2 separate regions of the Homo sapiens genome follow, and region 1 is linked to region 2. Evidence: chromatin contacts called from ENCODE Hi-C or POLR2A ChIA-PET data. All regions are on one chromosome and are shown on one strand. Each heading gives the region's core, a stretch centred on a gene start or an enhancer-like site at or near the end of the contact. The rest is flanking DNA. Distances are from core to core; before and after follow the strand shown. Region 1 overlaps RANGAP1 (Ran GTPase activating protein 1). Region 2 overlaps EP300 (EP300 lysine acetyltransferase).

What was found. Hi-C counts contacts between places; a loop is a spot of excess contacts on that map. ChIA-PET counts read pairs that join two places held with the same protein, here RNA polymerase II (POLR2A).
Region 1: a loop to region 2 is called in a map of heart left ventricle, with 2.3 times the contacts of the local background. The contact joins two enhancer-like sites. A Hi-C loop is called at or near these places in 1 of 168 maps with a recorded cell type or tissue (heart left ventricle). POLR2A ChIA-PET finds 5 or more read pairs at or near these places in 6 of 52 experiments (HEK293, HEK293T, PC-3 and 3 more).

Annotation. Positions count from the first base shown.
Region 1 is chr22:41,259,228-41,263,164 of GRCh38, reverse strand. It overlaps RANGAP1 (Ran GTPase activating protein 1), which reads left to right. Exons shown (of 16, transcript NM_002883.4): 6 at 1,585-1,719. Among named protein-coding and RNA genes, the nearest start is that of MIR6889, 8.1 kb to the right of the region's middle. Within about 2 kb of position 2,129, at least 5 of the 41 ENCODE cell types and tissues checked have a DNase peak (open chromatin) inside an H3K27ac peak, as active enhancers do.
Region 2 is chr22:41,177,122-41,181,202 of GRCh38, reverse strand. It overlaps EP300 (EP300 lysine acetyltransferase), which reads right to left. Exons shown (of 31, transcript NM_001429.4): 31 at 1,126-4,081. The coding sequence ends at 2,247. Among named protein-coding and RNA genes, the nearest start is that of EP300-AS1, 18 kb to the left of the region's middle. Within about 2 kb of position 2,427, at least 3 of the 41 ENCODE cell types and tissues checked have a DNase peak (open chromatin) inside an H3K27ac peak, as active enhancers do.

The DNA.
Region 1 (3,937 bases), core at 880-3,379, 82 kb before region 2:
CTTGTAATGGGGTGAGTTGGGGAATGAGTTTTGGACCCAGGACCAGAGGGCCTCCTGGGCAGACAGGCCTACCCTGGAGTTTGATTGATGGTTCTCTGTGCCTCCCTGACCACTGATTTGATTAGGTCTCTGGGTCTCGGCCTTGCTGACCTATGCCTCTTGGGAGCTCAGACGCCATGGTCTGGGTGTCTAACCAAGGCCTGCAGGTCCTTTGGAATCTTTTTCTTCTGGGCAGTGTGTTTAGTGTGGTTTCTGTGCCATGCACCATGAGAATAGAAGGGCCCAGAGGAGTTGGTGGGGCAAGAGGCATGGCCCTGTGCTTGAGAACTCTCCATACCCAAGTTGGACTCCTGCAGGAGCTAAGGCCATCACCACGTGGCCTCCAGGGAATCTGGGAGAATGGGGGTGACCTAGCAGTCGGCTGCTGCTGCTGAGTAGCTTCCTCAGAGGCTGGTCTTTGGCAGAAGTTTGATGTCTCTACCCTGAGTGTGTGCGTGATCGTGTGTGCGTGATCCACCATCACCACCGTGGAGTCAGGCAGGTGCTGGCTCTTCTGTTCCTCAAGGATGGCTGTGTGCAGTCTCATGCCAGGAGTTAGGCCAACCCACCCGCCATGTGCGGCTTTGCTAAATACTTACCGGGTGACCTTGGCCAATTCACTCATCTCTCAGAGCCTCAGCTTCCTCATCTGTAAAGTACGGCCAATCCTGCCTGCCTCCCAGGCTGGTGTTGAGGTTGAAACAAGAAAATATGCCAAGGATGCCCAGGCCCTAGCAGGTGCTCTGCAAACATCAGGTGTTCTGCAAATATCACTTCTCTCGGTGCACTCGCTCGTGATTCTTTTATGTCGCATTTACCATGGGCTCTGATTCCCATCGGTCAGTCTCCGTTTTTCAGTGCTTTTCCTAATGGTGTAACCAGGGTAGAAGCTACTTCCTGGCACCACACCAGGGACAGGGCAAGCTGGGTGTTAGGTTTTTACCACCAGCAGGCAAGCTCCTGCTGTGCCTGGCCAGCTTTTAGGCACAGGCAGGTGTCAGACAGGTTCGTCTGGACCGTGGACTTGGCAGCTGGCTCCCTTGGACATTGTGGAACGTGGAAGAGAAGCTGGAAGATTTGGGCTTTGGTCCAGAGTCCACCACTTGTTTATTGACCATAAGAAAGTTTCCGTTCCTCTTACCCTGAGTTTCTTCAGCTGGAAAATGGGAGCCATGATTTTCCCACCTAGCAGAGGGCCTTAGACAGTGAAGTGAGCTGACTAGGAAGTCCTTCCCCTGGACCTGGCTAAAAGTTCATCCACTCCATGTGGTCTCTCCCTTTCCTGAGTAGGGCTTGGTCTCCCCGTCTCGAAAGTGAAGCTAAACCTCTCAGGCTGGTGTGACACAGCATTAGAGATAAAAACCTTGTGTAACTGAAGTGCTGGACATATTTAAGGTGTGACTGTTGAGCTGTTAGCAGTCCTGCGTCCCCTGACCTGCACCGATGGGTGGCGTGGGATGTTGAAGAGCAGTTCAGCAGCAGTGGCCACCCCGCTGGGAGAAGGGGCTCCTGCCCATGACCAGGGCCCCTTGCCTTTCCCCACAGATCCTGGCTGCAGCTCTGACCGAATGTCACCGGAAATCCAGTGCCCAAGGCAAGCCTCTGGCCCTGAAGGTCTTTGTGGCTGGCAGAAACCGTCTGGAGAATGATGGCGCCACTGCCTTGGCAGAAGCTTTTAGGGTGAGTGGTTTCTGTCCATCCTGCCCCTGCAGCCTTGAGGTGCACTCGGCATAGTAGGCTGACAGTTCTGGATGCTAATCCCAGGGCTGGCACTCAACCAAGAGACCTGGGGCGTCACGTGCCCTCTCCAAGCCTGTTAACCCATCCGAAAATGAGCCAGAATTCCTGTCGTGCATTTCTGGAAAGGTGTGTGACTTTCCGGAAAGGTGTGTGACTGGCTCCCACTGGTGAGCCAGCCCCTATGGGGCTTCAGGCCAGGCAGGCCACTCTGACCAAGGAGTGTCATCTGCCAGGCTCAGAAGTGGTGAAGTGAGATGGTGCGAGTGCTGACAGTAGCCTGGCCCAGCCACTGGTGTGGGGCACAGAGAAGGAACATACCAGACCTCCAAGACAGGGAGATAGGCAGGGGCAGCCGCAGGGCTCAGGTGCCAAATGACGTGCTCTCAGGTGACCTTATCCCCACTCCTCTTCCACTCTCCTCTCCCCATCCCCGCAGGACATTGCTGAGTCCCCGATCGTGAGTGCCAGCAGAAGGCTACACTTGCCCCTAACAGGACTGAAAACTTTGGGGTCTGTCTCCCTCCTCTCTTTCCTGTTTTTTTTGAGGCAGAGTCTCATTCTGTCACCCATGCTGGAGTGCAGTGCGTGATCTTGGCTCACTGCAGTCTCCGCCTCCCAGGTTCAAGCAGTTCTGCCTCAGCCTCCCGAGTAGCTGGAATTACGGGCACCCGCCACCACACCCGGCTAATTTTTGTATTTTTATTAGAGACGGGGTTTTACCATGTTGGCCAGGTGGTCTCGAACTCCTGACCTCAAGTGATCTGCCCGCCTGGGCCTCCCAAAGTGCTGGGATTACAGGCGTGAGCCACCACGTCCGGCCCCTCTTCTCTTAATTTAAATGTTTTCTTCAGCAAACAGTATCCTAGGAGCATTGCTCATACGGGCCGGAATGTCCTGGCTGCCCATCGAGGCTGTCTGTAGATACCCTTTGCCTGCTTCAGTGCCAAGTGAACATCGCAGAGATCTGCCTTGTGTCTCCCTGCACCCCTGGCTGCAGGGGAGCTCCTGCTGCCTCCTCTGGAGCTGGTGGGGGCCTCACTGCCATCCTTGGATCCCTCCCTGCCGTCAGCCTGCTGTCCTCAGTGCACTGGGAGGAGGGGGTGCGCTGTGGTTGTGTTGAGCCTTCATAGGTGTCCTCTGGTGGGCTTAGAATGGGGGTTCTTAATCCCCCCCAGTATGTGGATAGAATTCAGGGGTCTGTGAACATGGATGAGGAAAAAATAACATTATTATTTATTACTAATGTAGCTAAAATATGTAGTGTGACCTTTGATTATAAATGTAGACAATAAACCTCACAGCATTAGAAAGGCCTGTGACTACCCACATAACAAACAAGCACATGTAGTCCCTGAACCCAAAAAAAAAAAAAATTTTATTGAGGCAGGGTCTCGCTCTGTTGCCCAGGCTGGAGTACAACGGTGCAATCTCAGCCCACTGCAGTTGAAGCTTCCCAGGCTCAAGTGATCCTCCCACCTCAGCCTCCCGATTAGCTGGGACTACAGGTGTGCACCACCATGCCCACCCAGTTAATTTTTGTATTTTAGTAGAGATGGGGTTTCACCATGTTAGCCAGGCTGGTCTCAAACTCCTGACCTCAGGTAATCCACTCGCCTTGGCCTCCTAAAGTGCTGGGATTATAGGCATAAGCCACTGCGCCCAGCTTAAAATTTTTAAAAAAATAAAAAGAAAATCTTGTGACTTTATCCCCAGTGGAAATCACAGGTATTTCATATGAAGTTATAGTTACTGCTGATATATAGAAATATTTCTCACTACATCAAAATTACAGTAATAGTGGACCCACCCCTAGATCTTGTTATTTGGTGCATTAACAAGAAGTTTGTATATCACTACAGCATGCGTTTGGAGTTTTTTCCTAAATGTTTTGATAACTGTTCCAACTGAGTTGATTTCCTTTGTAATTCTGTGTAATTTATCTTAAAATTTTAAAAAAACATTTTTTGAGGAGGGGACCCAGGGGCTTCACCAGACTGCCTGAAGGGTTCATGGCACAGAAAATACTAAGAAGGCCTGACCTGGAGTGTGCCCAGGTTGGCCTTCCTGTATTTATTTGTGGACCACCCGCTCCCCCCATTGCCCTGTGCTGCACTGAGCACCTGAAGACAGCAGAAGATTCCTTGGCACAGTTAAGCCA
Region 2 (4,081 bases), core at 1,178-3,677:
CTTTGAGTCCCAGCTACTAGGGAGGCTGAGGTAAGAGGACTGCTTCAGCCCATGAGTTTGAGGCTACAGTGAACTACAATTGTGCCACTGCATTCCAGCCTGGGTGACGAGACTGTCTTAAAAAAAAAAGATGCTGGTTGTTTTCAGACTAAAATAGTAGCAACAGGTCAACGTATCTGAAATCCTTTAGCAGTCATATATGGTTAGTGTAAATCTCTGTGATAAAAGAAAGATCTGGAATTGATACCAAAGCAGCTCAGTACTTTTTAGTGTACTAACACATTTGTTTTAACAACTTGTTCACAGCTACTGCAATGTTCAGATGGAGGATCAATAATCTCTCCATTCTTTGAGCATCTAGCATATTACTGGACTCATGTGTAATCTCTCTCAGCCTTCTAGGTTTTATTTCCACACATTTTCCTTCCCTTCAACCCGATTCCAACTGACTTCTTTGTATTCAGTTAGCAAACAGGAGTGTTCCCCTAGCTTCATCTTCTCTGTTTTTAAAAGACGGAGTCTTTGGAGTGCAGTGGTGAGATCCTGGCTAACTGCAACCTCCACCAGGATCTGATTCTCCTGCCTCAGCCTCCCAAGTAGCTGGGACGGCAGGTGCCCACCACCACGCCCTGCTGATTTTTAGTAGAGATGGGGGTTTCACCATATTGGCCAGGCTGGTCTTGAACTCCTGACCTCGTGATCTGCCTGCCTTGGCCTCCCAAAATGTTGGGATTATAGGCGTGAGCCACCATGCCTGGCAAGTCTTGTTTTTTCCAAGAAGTTACTTGGGACTTAGGCAGATATGATCCGTCTTCTTAGGTCCTCCTTCTCATCCCTGTAAGATGAAGGTGATTGGAAGACCATGAGGTCATCCTTAAGGGGTCCTGTATCAAGGTGTTAAGTAGGTTATCACTTCCACCTTGACTGTTAGCTGGTACCTGCAGTACTTTTTCCCAGAACTTTGGATAAATTCACCAAGATCTACTTGTGAATACATTATACGTAGTAGATTAAAGAGGCTATAAGCTAATGCTTTCACTTTTTCCTCTGAATCCTAAGCATTAGGCACTTAAAACGGGTGTACTCCAAGACAAAGATGTGTTATCAAGTGAAACAAAGTCAGGGTGTCTGTCTCACACAGTTTATTTAACAATAGGTAATAAGAAATCAAATTTAACAGTCTATACAGTGATCCAAAGTTCATATTTATAAGTAATCAACTTTAATTGCATGATTTACAACAGTTGAGGGTTTTTGCTATTTTCAAGTTTTATAGAAAGTGTGTGTGTGTGTGTGTGTGTGTGTGTGTGTGTGTGTGTGTGAGTGGGGGGTAGGGTAAGGAGGAAGAAAGCAAGCAAAGAAGAAACCCCCAGGGACATTTTGCATGTTAAAATCATCCCACCGGAATCGTTTCTTACCCTCTTTTTAATTTTTTTACTTTGTTAGATGTAAAAATAACGAAAAAAATTCTTTCAAGAAACAGAAACCACAATATATAATACATCAATTTGGCAGCTGCCCCTGTATATTTTTGAAAAAGTCATTTTTCTCTCTACATGTACAAATTATTTTAATACTTGAAGTTTTACGCTCAGACTTACAGAATAGAAAATTTTCTGGAGCACAAAAGTTGACTTGAGGGGAAGAAAGGCAGTTTTTTTTTTTTTTTAAACATTTTTTAAAAGAATGAACATCTTTGCACCCAGAGAAAAAAAACTGGTATTTTAATATATATTTATATATATTTATATATATATAGAATGTAATTTTAAAGTAACATTAACCCCTTTTGTCCTCTGGTTTAGAAATGTTTTAACTCTTCCATAAAGTGAGGAAAATAGGGAAAAATGTCAACCATCTGCACCAGTAAATAATAACTATTAATATTACATATGTTCATTAATTTAAAAAAAATAATAAAACCTATTGGAGGTGCAAGGCAGGAGCATATTGTTTGGCTTCACAGGCCTCAGCCTCCTCCCAGTGCACACTTGAACCACACACACAAAGGGGAAGAAAGGCTGGTGGTAACCAGCCATAACAAAAATATATTCTTTGTATTCTATCATCCCTCAGGTTCATCTTGCATGTTTGCTTTAAACCACAAACGGCTACTGCACAGTTCTTATGTGTTCCAAGGAAAATTGTCTTTTAGGCTACGAAAGATTCAAAAAAATTGTTTTCAGTACAAAAAGTCTTGTTAAGAGAAAATAATTTTTTTGCTCCCAAAATACTACAAGGTGTCTCTAGTGTATGTCTAGTGTACTCTGTGAGAGGTTTGAATTCAAGTCTGAGTTATCGGTGCTGAGTCCCAGGTCCGTGGCGCTTGCACCATGGAGGTTTGCCATGCCTGGATTGCTAGCAAGCTGAGAAAGCATTGAATTCTGGTCCGGGCTGGCAAAATGCCCTTGTTCCATGGGGTTGGCCTGGGCAGCTACCAGTCCAGGATGTGGGGAACTTGTCTGTGGGGAAACGTGGTGTGGAGAAGGCTGAGGCTGCATCCTTGGGGAAGGACTGGAGTGGGGGGGCTGGGACTGTGGCCGTGGAGAAGGGACAGGCTGGGGAGAGCGCACTTGATTGGAGAGAGAATTAGGGATCTGCTGGCCTTGTAGGTGTGGGGACTGGGCCTGATTTGGGAGCATATGCTGCTGGGGGCTCATGGGGTTGGGCTGAACAGGGGACCCCATCTGTTGCTGAAGGAGTCGCTGCTGATAGGCCTGTAGACTGGCACCTGCCTCTGCTCCCAAGGCCTGGGGAAGCTGGCCTATCTGTCCCATATTTCCTTGTTGCATCTGTTGCATGTGATGCTGCATCCGCTGCTGCTGCTGTGGTGGGTAGCCAACTCCTTGGGGTTGCTGGAACTGGTTATGGTTGGCCATTCCAGGGCCTATTCCTGGCCCTGCTCCCTGTTGCTGCTGCTGTTGCATCATTTGCTGTCGTCTCAAGATGTCTCGGAATTGTGAAGGCATGGTGTTGTGGTTCATGTTCATCTGCTGAGCCTGGGGGCTCATCCCTCCCATGGGTGGCTGGAGTTGCTGCTGTGGTTGCTGCTGGGGCAGGCCAGCCCTCTGAACGCCCGCCTGCATTGGATTCATGTTCTGCATGGCTGGATTGGAGTGGACCCCCTGCTGACCTGGCATGGTAGGTGGCTGTAGCCCTGGCTGCCCCTGGGGCATGCCAGGCTGCCCAGGGATGGGTTGTGGATTAGAGTTGGCATACTTGGCAGCCCGCTGCTTGATGAATGCAGCCAACAGCTGGGGGTTGGCGTGAAGGATACTAAGCACCTGTTGCTGCTGCAGGGGAGAGCTGGGAGACCTGAGAGTCCGCAAAAGGTTTTGTAAGGCTTGTTGAGACACAGTGCCTGGTTTGAGTGGGCTGATACCTACCTGGCCCAATCCTGGTTGTGGAGCCATGTTCAAAGGTTGACCATGCTGGGCCACTGACATCATGGCTGGCCTTGGCATCCCAGACTGTAGTTGCTGGGGCTGAGGCAATCCTCCTTGGCTCCAGGGTGGCTGTTGCTGCATCCCTGTCGGTCCCATCCCTGGCTCCAAATGCCCACTGGGACCTCTGGTCATGGGAGGTGGGTTCATACCCATGGGGGCCATGGGAGTCATCGGGGGCATCTGGTGTTGGATTGGCCTTTGAAAAATTTGCACGTGGGCCATCTGGCGCTGCGTCTCCGCTGCTCTCTGAATCTGCATTGCCATTTCCACTGCTGCAGGTGGGGGCCCTGGAAGGGGTGGCTGAGCAGTCTGAGGAGGGGTTGGAGGGGTCACCTGGCCTGCTGCCTTACCCTGGGACACAGGGCCAGCAGCTTGAGTCCTGGGCAAGTAGGGTGGCATGCTATTGGGAGGGGTAGGCTGAGGCTGAGAAGTGGGCTGGGGCGTCTGCGGGGTGGTTGGCTGTTGGCCAGTTGGTGTCGTTGGAGTGGCAGGAGTGGGGGAAGGGAGGCCCTGTTGCTGCCCAACCACACCAGTCCGCTGCATGCTGGCCATCCTCCTGCGAAGCATTTGGGCCTGCTGTAGTCGGTGCTGCAGCTGTTGCTGCCGGAGCTTCTGCTTGATGTTTAGGCAGAACG